Linked DNA regions of Homo sapiens: region 1 is linked to region 2. The links are chromatin loops, found by intact Hi-C in ENCODE. Cell type or tissue: tibial artery. All regions are shown on one strand.

Region 1 (5,000 bases), 100 kb after region 2:
CCAAAGGAGCCCACTCAGCCATGCTGGCACATCTGAAAGGTCAACATCCCCGGGCAGCCAGTTGCAGTGGCTCACGCCTGTAATCCCAACATTTTGGGAGGCTGGGGTGGGTGGAACACCTGAGGTCAGGAGTTCGAGACCAGCCTGACCAACATGGTGAAACGCCGTCTCTACTAAAAATACAAAAATTAGCTGGGAGTGGGGGAGGGCACCTGTAATCCCAGCTACTTGGGAGGCTGAGGCAGGAGAATCGCTTGAACCCGGGAGGCAGAGGTTGCAGTGAGCCGAGATCACACCACTGCACTCCAGCCTGGGCAACAAAGCAAGACTCTTATCTAACAAAAAAAAAAAAAAAAAGCCATCCCCTTGGCAGCCATGGGCCAATGAAGGGGCCTGAAGGAACAGCTGGAGAAATGTTCCCATGTTTGTTATCTAGGATGTAAAAATTCTCAGGCACATTCCAGAAGGTTCTTCAGAGCGTCCCCAGTTGCTCGCAGCTGTAACTGGTTGGACAATACATTCTTGGACTGGCTTCTTCTCCTCTTCTTTCTGTTTCACTTTTTTCAGTCTGCCCACCGTGGGATCACTTCCCAAAATAAAATACCTGCATGAAAGCCATTGACCTAGGATCTAGTTGTGGGGCTGGGGTGGGAAGGGGAAAGTGGAACAAGCTAAGACAGGCAATTAACCCCATCTTAAGGTTGTCAGGAAGAATTCCTGGAGGAAGTGACTCCTGAAGCCTGTGTAGGGGTGGGCTAAGTGAAGAAGGAGGATGCCCAGGGCTTCCCAATCCCAGCCAAGGGTCAGACACCAAGAGCAAAGCCATAGCTGTGACAGACAACACTGTGTCTCCTGTGACCTGTGCACGGTTCACCCAGGTGTGGGGGGCCGTGGTGAGAGGTAACACTGGAGAAAAGGGCATGACTAGGTCTTGAGGACCTTGAGTGCACGCCGTGGATATTATTGTGGAAGCAAAGGGGAACCATGGAAATAATCATAAAAAGTCACAGCCTCCCCATACAAGACATGCATCTGTGTCTGCCTTATACAGCACTAACTAAGCGCCATGCACCATTTAAAGTACTACAATCCTCATGGAAGCTAGCTAAGGGGCTACTAGTGTCTTCCTCATATCTAGATGAGGAAACTGAGGCACAGGTAGATGAGATCACCTGCTTGTAGACACGCTGCTAATAAGTGGTGGAGATAGGCTGCTCTCAGCCCTGCAACTGCACTGTCTCACTCAGCCACAGAGGGACAGAGAGTTTTGTGCCTCTCTCCTCTCACTCTGTGCTCCTTTCCTGGGTAAGAGCTCCTCCACTCAGGGCAATTTTGCCTTCAGGGAATGGTTAACAAACTCTGGAGACATTTTTGGTCACAACTAGGGGAGGAGAGTGCTGCTGGCATCTAGTGGGTAGAGGCCAGGGATGCTGCTCAACATCTTACCATGCACAGGACAGCCCCCATGGCCAAGAATTATCCAGCCCCCAATGCCAATCATGCTGAGGCTGACAAACCCTGCTCTGGGGAATGCATTGGCACCCAAGCTCCCCTTCCTGTCTATCTCCTCTTCCACTGGCTGAGAACTGGGTGATGATGAAAGCTACAGACCAGGGGAAAGAGAAGAGGAGGAGGCAGGAGGTAGCTTACTGGCCAGAGGAGATGGCACCCCACATTGTGGGACTTGATGCTTTCACAATACTGGTGGTGGTCACGGCAGGGTACGTCCTCTGTTAATGAGTTAACCTCTCTTAATGAACCAACACGAGGGGTGGGTTAATGAACGCAAGATTTCTATGCTGGTACTGTGTAGGTGGCAGGTGGGAGAGAGGTCTGGGACACCAAAACATTGAGTGGAACAGGACATTTTGAATTTTTGGAAACAGAACTTGAGTGGAAATTCCACCATGGGGCCTTCAGAAATAGAAAACCCAGAGCCAGAAGGCTAGATCCCAGTGCAGACTTCCAGCTCGAGGAACAAAAAAACCTCCAATTGACTTTTTGTGAAGCTGACATTTTTGACATTTACAGCAAGGCAAAGACAACCAACCAGAGCCTGGGGTGGGTACTGTAGAGTATTAGACCAGGCAAAGTGAAAAGGGGTCAGTGGGGTTAAGGTCATGCCCTCAGCTGACAAGGAAGCTGCATGAGCCCTGCCATTTCTCCTGCAAGTGCCCTGAAATTTTTCTTCTGCTAATTCTTATTACATAGGGGGGAAAATATGATGGGTTCCTGGAGAACCCATCTTGGGAGTGAGTACCTGCACCCCACTCTGTGGCTGTTCCTGGTGTGACCGGACTCTGAGATGAGCCTGCAAACCCCTGCCCCAGCCACCTGCACCACTCACCTCCACGGCAGCAGGGTGGGGGGGTGGTCCTGGCAGCCACGGGGCCAGCACTCGCTGGCCCTCATATTCACAGTCCCAGAGCCCCAGTTCTTATCAACAAATCCATGATCCTATGGCCTGTCTTCATTGCCCATAAGCCACCCAAATATCCTGAACATCCCACCATAGCGACATCATCTCTCAGACTTCCATGCATTCCCAGAAATGGCTCCAAGTCAGACCACACAGGCTACTTTTTGTTACTACATTGACACTGGTTCCTGTAATCCCTGTGGTCCAGTGGTCTAGCCATAGGGCTCCCCAGGCCTCGAGGTTCATGCTAACGGAAAGCTTGTCTACTCAGGAACCTCTGTGAGACCTGTTGGGAGTCAGCCTAGAGTTAAGCTCCTCTTATACTGGCTCTGCTCCTTTCCATGCTAAGCCCATCTTTGCCCTTCTCCCACAACTTGCTCAGGGTGGACCTGCAAATAAGACTGGTGCACATCCAAGATGCTGACTTGGGTGTGGTCCAGGTGAGCAGGCTCACCATGATAAAAAAAGCCACATCTCTACCTGGCCTCTCTCTTGTACCTCTTGCTGCAGGCTGAAAGAGGCTGTGGCCCCTTGGGATTGGTCACTTCTTTCTCAAGCATCCTGTTTTCTGCATCCTCGGGTCTGGCCTGAACTTGCGTGTGCCTCTCCTGTGGCCATCTCTCCTCCTGTAGCGATGGCAGTGTGCTGATTAGCCAAGTATCAGACATGTAACTAATGGCCCCTTCATAGATAGTTTATTTCTTTCTTGTATTACAGCTGGAATATAGGAAGTCTGGAGATCTTACAGGGGGTTTCCTTCCATCAAGGCTCTTTCAATCTTTTCATTTCACCATGCATGGCCGCTACTCCTAAGACAACCTCAAGGTCCCACGGTCCCATATGGCTGCTACAGCACCAGCCATCATGCCTGAATACCAGGTTGCAGGAGGGAAGGAGAGCTGAAGAGGGAGCAAAGGGTATGAGTCCAGTGTCTTTTAAAGAAGGTACTAGAGGTGGTCACTTCCATTTGCATGTCGTTGACAAGAACTTAGTCAAGCATCAAAGGAAGCTGTGAAATGTGATCTTTCATTTGGGCGGGCAGATAACAATTAGGGTTGTATTAGCAAGGAAACAAAGGAGAAACAGTATTAGGAGACAAATAACAGCCTCTGATATAGTGGGCAGCTTGAGCCAGGGTCTGCCCCCACGGAGCCTGCCAACTTTCTCCCTATGCACAGCTGAGTACATATTAGCACCAAAATTTGACTTCCAAGGTGAGGGAAGTAGGAGGTCTCACTGAGGTCTCCTTGCCTAAGCTCTTTGTTCCCAACAGCCTTTCCTTTTCTGAGGTTCCAGATGCTGCTCCATCACCAACCAGGAGAAATGGCTCAACCACTCCCAGCCCTAGCTTGCACACCTGAAGTGGAAGAGTAAGCTACTGTGTTCACCTGGTCATTGGGAGAGGCTTGGAGGTCAGCGTTTGTAACACTAGGATATGGTGGCATTTTCGCATTTTTTCCCTCCTCCTCAATGCCGCTGAGACCAGCCTTCATCCCCTTCATGATGAAGTTTCATGACTGTTTATCTAAAGGTAAAGGCCCTGCATGTGCCAGAACTATTGCTTAGACTCTCAAGCAGGGACACTGGGACCCCCTTCTCCTCCTCACCTCATGGAAGGAGGCTTTAACATGCAAGATCTATGAAAGTATCCAGCTCTTGGTGTAAGTAAAACAAAACAGATCATCCCACTCATGGTAGGACGCTTTGCAGGTAATTGCCAACCCTGGAAATTCACACCCACCCATCAACATTCAGCACAAATGTCCTCTCCCTCCCCTTCTCCCTTGCTTGAACTAGTTAGAACTCCCACTTCCTCTGATGGCATTTTGTACATTCATTTATTCCAGCACTTGCCTCACTGTTTGTGGACAGCTCTTCAATTTATCTAACCACCCATTTATCCATCCATCCATCCATCCAATCAGCAAGTATTTACTAAGCACCAGATACTACTGGGGAGACAGAGTCAAACAAGGGCACTGTCTTGACTTCCATGGACCCCCACCCCAGCCCATAGAAAGCAACATCCATGAGGTGGAGGCATTTCAAGGAAGAAGAATGGGCTTGCCAAGAGGGGCACTGACCTCAGTCTTCTGAGTGCACTGGGAAGATCCTCCAGGGCAGCTGGGCTTCCGGCTCCAAGAGCCTAGCCATGAGGCAAGCAGGGGAGATGGGCCTGCCCAGGGAGAGAGTGGCAGGAGTGGACATATGGGAGGACATATGGTGTGGCACAAGGCAGCTGCTTCATACACAGTCATCATCACTGAGTGGAACGGTGAGTTCAATAGGGTGATAACAGTAATATCACGTATTATTGAGAAAAAGTATTGATTACATGCCAGGCACTGTAATACATGCCATGAACCATTGTTTCACTGAATCCTCTGAACAGTCTTGTGAGAAGAGAACTGTTATCTCTGCTTTACAGATGAGGAAACAGTTTAGCACTTTTGAGGAATGTGTCAGGGCCACACAGCTAGTGAAAGGCAGATCTCAGCCCAGAAGCTACTGACTCTGCAGCCCTTGCTGTCACTCCTGGGCTGCACCCCCAACCACCAAGGAGTCCATCATGGAGAGGAGG
Region 2 (5,000 bases):
CAGGTATGAGATGATGGAAGAAAAGTTAAGTGCAAGATTTTATAACAGGAGTCTGATAAATGCCAGAGACACTTGTGTGAACTAGTGTAGCCTGGGGAGGTTTCTTGGAGGAGGTACAGCATGATCGATCTAAAGGGTAAATAGGACATAATTATTTGAAAAAAGGAGACATGCATTTCAGGTTGAAGGGAGAGGAAGACAACATCTTAACCAACAAGACAATGTCCCCAGTGCCCCTGTGACACATCCACATGCCATGCCCTCATTGCTAACCTGGGACATTGCTGAGGAGGGGACCCTGTTAGAAGGCTGAGCTTCTTGCGCCAAAGGAGCAGATGTGGGCTCTTCTTTGCAATGGGTTTGTTGTTTCCTGCTTTCAGCAGGCCTGCGTCCTCCAGCCCCATTAGGATGTGGGCTGGCTCCACCTCTGTAGGCTGGATGTGGGATGGGAGGCTGACCTGGCCCTCATGGAGGACCCTGGCTCCAATCCTCATGGCTCTGCAGGCTGTGAGCTCCTCTGCTGAGGAGATGGGGGTGTTGAATTCCCTAATGGTTCCCTAGAAAGGGACTGTTGCATACAGGTGAGCCAAGAACAGGCAGAGGACCCCTTTCCCCAAGTGATCAGCCAGGCTTGAGGTCTCTCAGTGGAAGCCTGGAGCTGGGGCTGCTGGGAATGGCCGTCTTTTCTTGAGTTGCTCACCTGTGAGGGCCGTCTGTCTGCCAGACTGCTCCTCATACTTCTGTCTGACCACTCATCTCTGGCATTCCCAGCTCTGTGAACTCAGGGCTCTGTTGGAACACTGGGTGATGGGACCCACGCAGGGGCCTTCCCTGTTGGCTGCCAAACTCACACTGAGGTCAGAGAAGGAGGCTCTGTGTGGCCATGCGAGTCTCCCCACTTCCCTCTCTTAACTCGCTTTCCCACTCTGACTTCCTTCCTTTCCAGAACTACAGTCTGAGGCAGCAAGAAGGACCCCTAAAGGTCACTAAGAGTACATAGAGATGGAGAAACTGAGGCTGAGAGAAGCGAGGAGACTCTCCCAAGACTCCAGGATGCATCAGCCAAGGAGCAGAGACCAGTGCCCTGATGTCCGACCTGTTTTCTGTCCACTACGGCATGGGGTCCTGGCCTCACTATCTGTCCATGGGCTCTTTCTCTCCATTAGAGGTGAAGCCCTGGGGACAGGATCTGCACTTTCTACAGAACCCACAGAAGCCATGCAGAAGCCAGGCCTTTCTCCCCCGCTTCCCCTTCCTCTGCCTCCGCCTCTGCTCTCCCTGGCTCTGAGTGCCGCGGACCCTCCTGCCCCTCCTGCCTTCTGCTTGCTGGCCTGGCCTGGCTCTGCCAGGCCCTCTTTCAGCACCTGCACCCCTGCAGCTTTCAACTGTTGGCCAAGTGTTGTGCTGTCACCAAGTTCGAAACGTGGCTACACTATTTTCTCTGGTTCTTTCTCTTTGGGCTGAGCCAAAAATAAAAAGCAGTCACACCCAAGGTTCAAGTTAAACGCATGTACTTACTTCCCAGTTTCCTTCTCCTTGACATACATGGTATGAGGAAGAGGGCCAGAGTGCACCCCAATCTCACCCACCCTGCAGGAGACCACACAAGCCAACTGAGGGGGCCTGCCACCCAGGTAGAATTGCAGGACAGCTTCTTCTGGCCCAGGGAGAGCCACCTGCTCTGTCATCGGGCCCAGGAGCAGGAGTAGTACAGCTGACTGACTTCCCACATGTCCAGGATAGGAGACATGCACTCCCTTTTCTTATGAGCTAACCAGACTCAGTGTAGCTGCAGTTTCTGTTGGTGCCACCAGATATACTCGGCTACTTTTTCTCCACTTCTTCCCAAGAAATCACACTTACTCAAGTTTTAGCCAAGAGAGCCATTATCATAACACAAATATTTTAGAATGATAAGCCTAGAAAGTTCTACTAAAAGTTTTGACGATGGGTGCCCATCTGAAAGGATTGTCATTATGTGACACATTGAGTCTGGAATCCCTGGCCCAATAAGGTGAGACCTGGGCCGTTCCCCAGCTGACCACTATCCAAAGTCCAACTTCCACAGCTTGGCGTGGCTCCGATGGACAGTAGCGTGAAGAGGGTGGATTGAAAATTTCGTGCGGAGCAACTGACTGGAAAACGTACTTAGTGTCTCTTTTTTCGTGGTGATGGCTACAGATGTGCCGGAAAGTGCTGGAAACATTCTTCCCTTTCTCTGCCTTCACCAAGGAGGAAACGGTGCAGTGTTTCTTAAAACTGAAGAACTTCTCCCCAGGGGATTTAATTTTTTTTTTTTTTTATGTTTCTGAGAAAGATAGTATAATTTTCTAGCCCCTAAAGAAGGCTTTTTAGTTTACAGGAGGAGGACTATCAGGAAGGTGAGTGCAGGTGATGTGGGGGAACATGCAGGTGGAGACTTTGAGGCAGAAGAGAGGAGGAGCAGGGACCCTAGGCTGAGCTGGGCAAATGCCACCAGCACTAGAGGCTGGGGTGGGGTGAACGGCTCCCCGGTATCTGAGGCTGTCGACAAGCCTTGCATTCTAAAGACGTTAGCAACAGGGCATGCCCCACCAGCAAGGAGCATCTTCCCTGTATCTGAGGCTGTCGACACACCTTGCACCCCAAAGAGGTTAGCGATGGGGAAATGCCAGCGGCAAAGATGTCTCTCCAGTATCTGAGGCTGTTGGCACATCTTGCACCCCAAACACATTAGCAGAGTGGGCTACATGCACATGGGCCTTGTGAGAGGGGGTGTTTGTTTAAAGGCCAAGGAAAGACCAGTGTTTGGAAACTAGAAGTACACAGATGGAAAAAGAGTAGTAGCCGTAGGCTGGGTGGATGGATGGTGGGGGAACTGAACCACTTTCACAGAAGCCAAAGACCAAGCCCACAGGGACCCTGTGAGCCTTCCCAGGCTTCTAGTTGCCCCAGTGATGCTAGCACAAAGCCAGCTGGGCTATACTGGGAGTGCCCGACATTCTATTCCAGTATTTCAGTTGGGACTCTTTCTCTTTTATTTTAAAAAAATTACCTATTTTTAAAAAAATCAACAATTACTGAATTCACTCAGTTTTAGGCCACATGTTTAACACCCAGAGTAGGGAAATGAATCAGACACAGGCCCGTGGGCCCTAGTGGGGTTTGAGCTCTATCAGGGGCGGTAGTTCAGAAAGAAAAGCTGGCAGCAGACTGTGACACAGATGGCAGGAGTGAGGGAGGACGTGGGGAGCACAAACAGGGGCGGCCCATTCTTGGTGGGGTGGAGTCAGGCATGGGTTTGGGAAAAGGTGTCTCCCAGACCAAGGGCCTCTCTGACTAGAGGCTGGGGTGGGGTGAGCGGCTTCAACACACCCCGCATTCTCAGCATTTGGCTTTTTAAAGAGACTTTCTCATCTATTTCCCCAAGTGATTCTCACAATAACTGTGGTTTCTGATCTTATTCGCCAACACTCTCATCCTCCCCAGCTGTATAAACATTTGGGCGAAGTGACTGGGTATAAGCAATTATTCTGGAAGCCCAGTGCATGGCCCGCAGAGGGGCAAGTGTGTGCATTTGAATGATGTGTGCCCCCTCATGTGAGAGTTGGGCCCCGAGCAAGCAGCTCAGGGAAGCACCCAGGCTCCTGGAGGACCCATTGCTCAGTAACAGTATCAGCCTCACAAACAAACAACATCACCCTAAGTGATCCCTCCAGATGTGCTCAAAGCAATCTCCCAGTAAATAACTGTGTCCAGCCCAACAGGGTGGGGACGGATTTAGCAGGAAAAGGCTGCTCAGAAGAGAGAGGTTTCCTCCCTTTGAGAAGTTTCTCTCATCTCCTGCTAGCTAACCCTTTGGCATGAGATGGAAGGTGGGCCGGCTAGGCCTGGAACAGTAGGCTAGGGGATACTGAGGATGGTGCAGGGCTCTGTGAGCCTGGGTCCCGCTCAGGAATCCAGGTGTGGGGCTGGGGCTATCAGGAACCTCTTGTTACTAATCAGTGCGGATAAAGACTTCAAGAAAAGGGAAACCAACATTCTTTGAGCATTTTCATTAGGCTCTTTGGCACCTGTGCACTGAGTGTGACGTGGGTGTTATGATTCCTCACTTACCTGAGAGAAAACTGAGGCTCAGAGAAGACTGAGGCTTACAGCACCACACAGCTGTGAGGAATCAGAGTTGATAATTGAACCTGGATGTGTTTGAGCCCTAGGCCAGCCCCTTCTGCACTTGATCATACTTCCTGTCATGAGTGGGTTCTGTCCAAGGACTTGGATGGTGCAAGGGAGGTCCCATCTGAGGGTGCAAACATTAAATCAACATTCACTCTGGGGGTCATGCAAGTGCAGGACCTGCGTCTCAGGGAGGGGGCCTTCTTCCATGAAGTCCCTGGGCCTCTTCTTGCCTCAGCTTGGGAGGCAGCTCTGGGCCTCCCTCTGCCCAGGCTTCACCTCCATGGGTTCTCCTTCTATCCTTTGGCTGTTGCAGCCTCTTTTCCAGAGACCATGAAAAGGGATTGTGAAAGCGACCATGACACTGAGAACACAAGATGATTCATCTGTATCTTTTTCTACATCAGATGAAGTCCAGTTGACATCCCTGCCCACCTGGACTCATGAGAAGTTAGTGTCTGTCCCCTTGGAGCTCCCCCTGCAATTCTCTGATTCATCTGATTCATGGGAGACCCCCATGCTTATGCAATGAAATAAATTAAATGCGGTCCCATTTCCTCCTCTTTATTAATTTATTATTGCATCTGCTAGGACTCTTTCCCATGCCTGCACAGTTCTTTCAGAAAAGGCCAAATCTGCTGGTACCCGCCACCTCACTTCCACTCGTATGTCTCCTGACTCCCTGGATGAAGCGAATATTGAAGGGCCTCTCTTCAGCTCCATTTATATGTTTCTATACCAAACTGAGCTTGTTTGAGAAGAAGTGATGGAGCTGTGGTCTTCACGCAGGTGTCCATGACTCCCTCCTCAAGTCACTAAAGACTTCAGCTCCCTGATGGTGGCCA

Evidence for each region. Hi-C counts contacts between places; a loop is a spot of excess contacts. Peaks named below come from ENCODE experiments on the same cell type or tissue, not always from the same donor. Only the 100,000 strongest peaks of a DNase experiment are listed, where the experiment ranks them.
Region 1: it touches region 2 in a loop (27-fold over the local background); 1 of 110 quality-filtered maps calls a loop at or near these places.

Annotation. Positions count from the first base shown.
Region 1 is chr10:78,732,595-78,737,594 of GRCh38, forward strand. The region is part of intron 1 of LOC105378379 (a long non-coding RNA gene); the gene reads right to left. Among named protein-coding and RNA genes, the nearest start is that of ZMIZ1-AS1, 330 kb to the right of the region's middle. RefSeq lists an enhancer at 1-469. In tibial artery, no CTCF peak of the experiment used is centred here; DNase peaks (open chromatin) are centred at 2,907 and 4,957.
Region 2 is chr10:78,627,920-78,632,919 of GRCh38, forward strand. LOC105378379 (a long non-coding RNA gene) reads right to left here. Exons shown (of 5, transcript XR_946100.2): 5 at 4,601-5,000. Among named protein-coding and RNA genes, the nearest start is that of LINC00595, 360 kb to the left of the region's middle. In tibial artery, no CTCF peak of the experiment used is centred here; no DNase peak of the experiment used is centred here.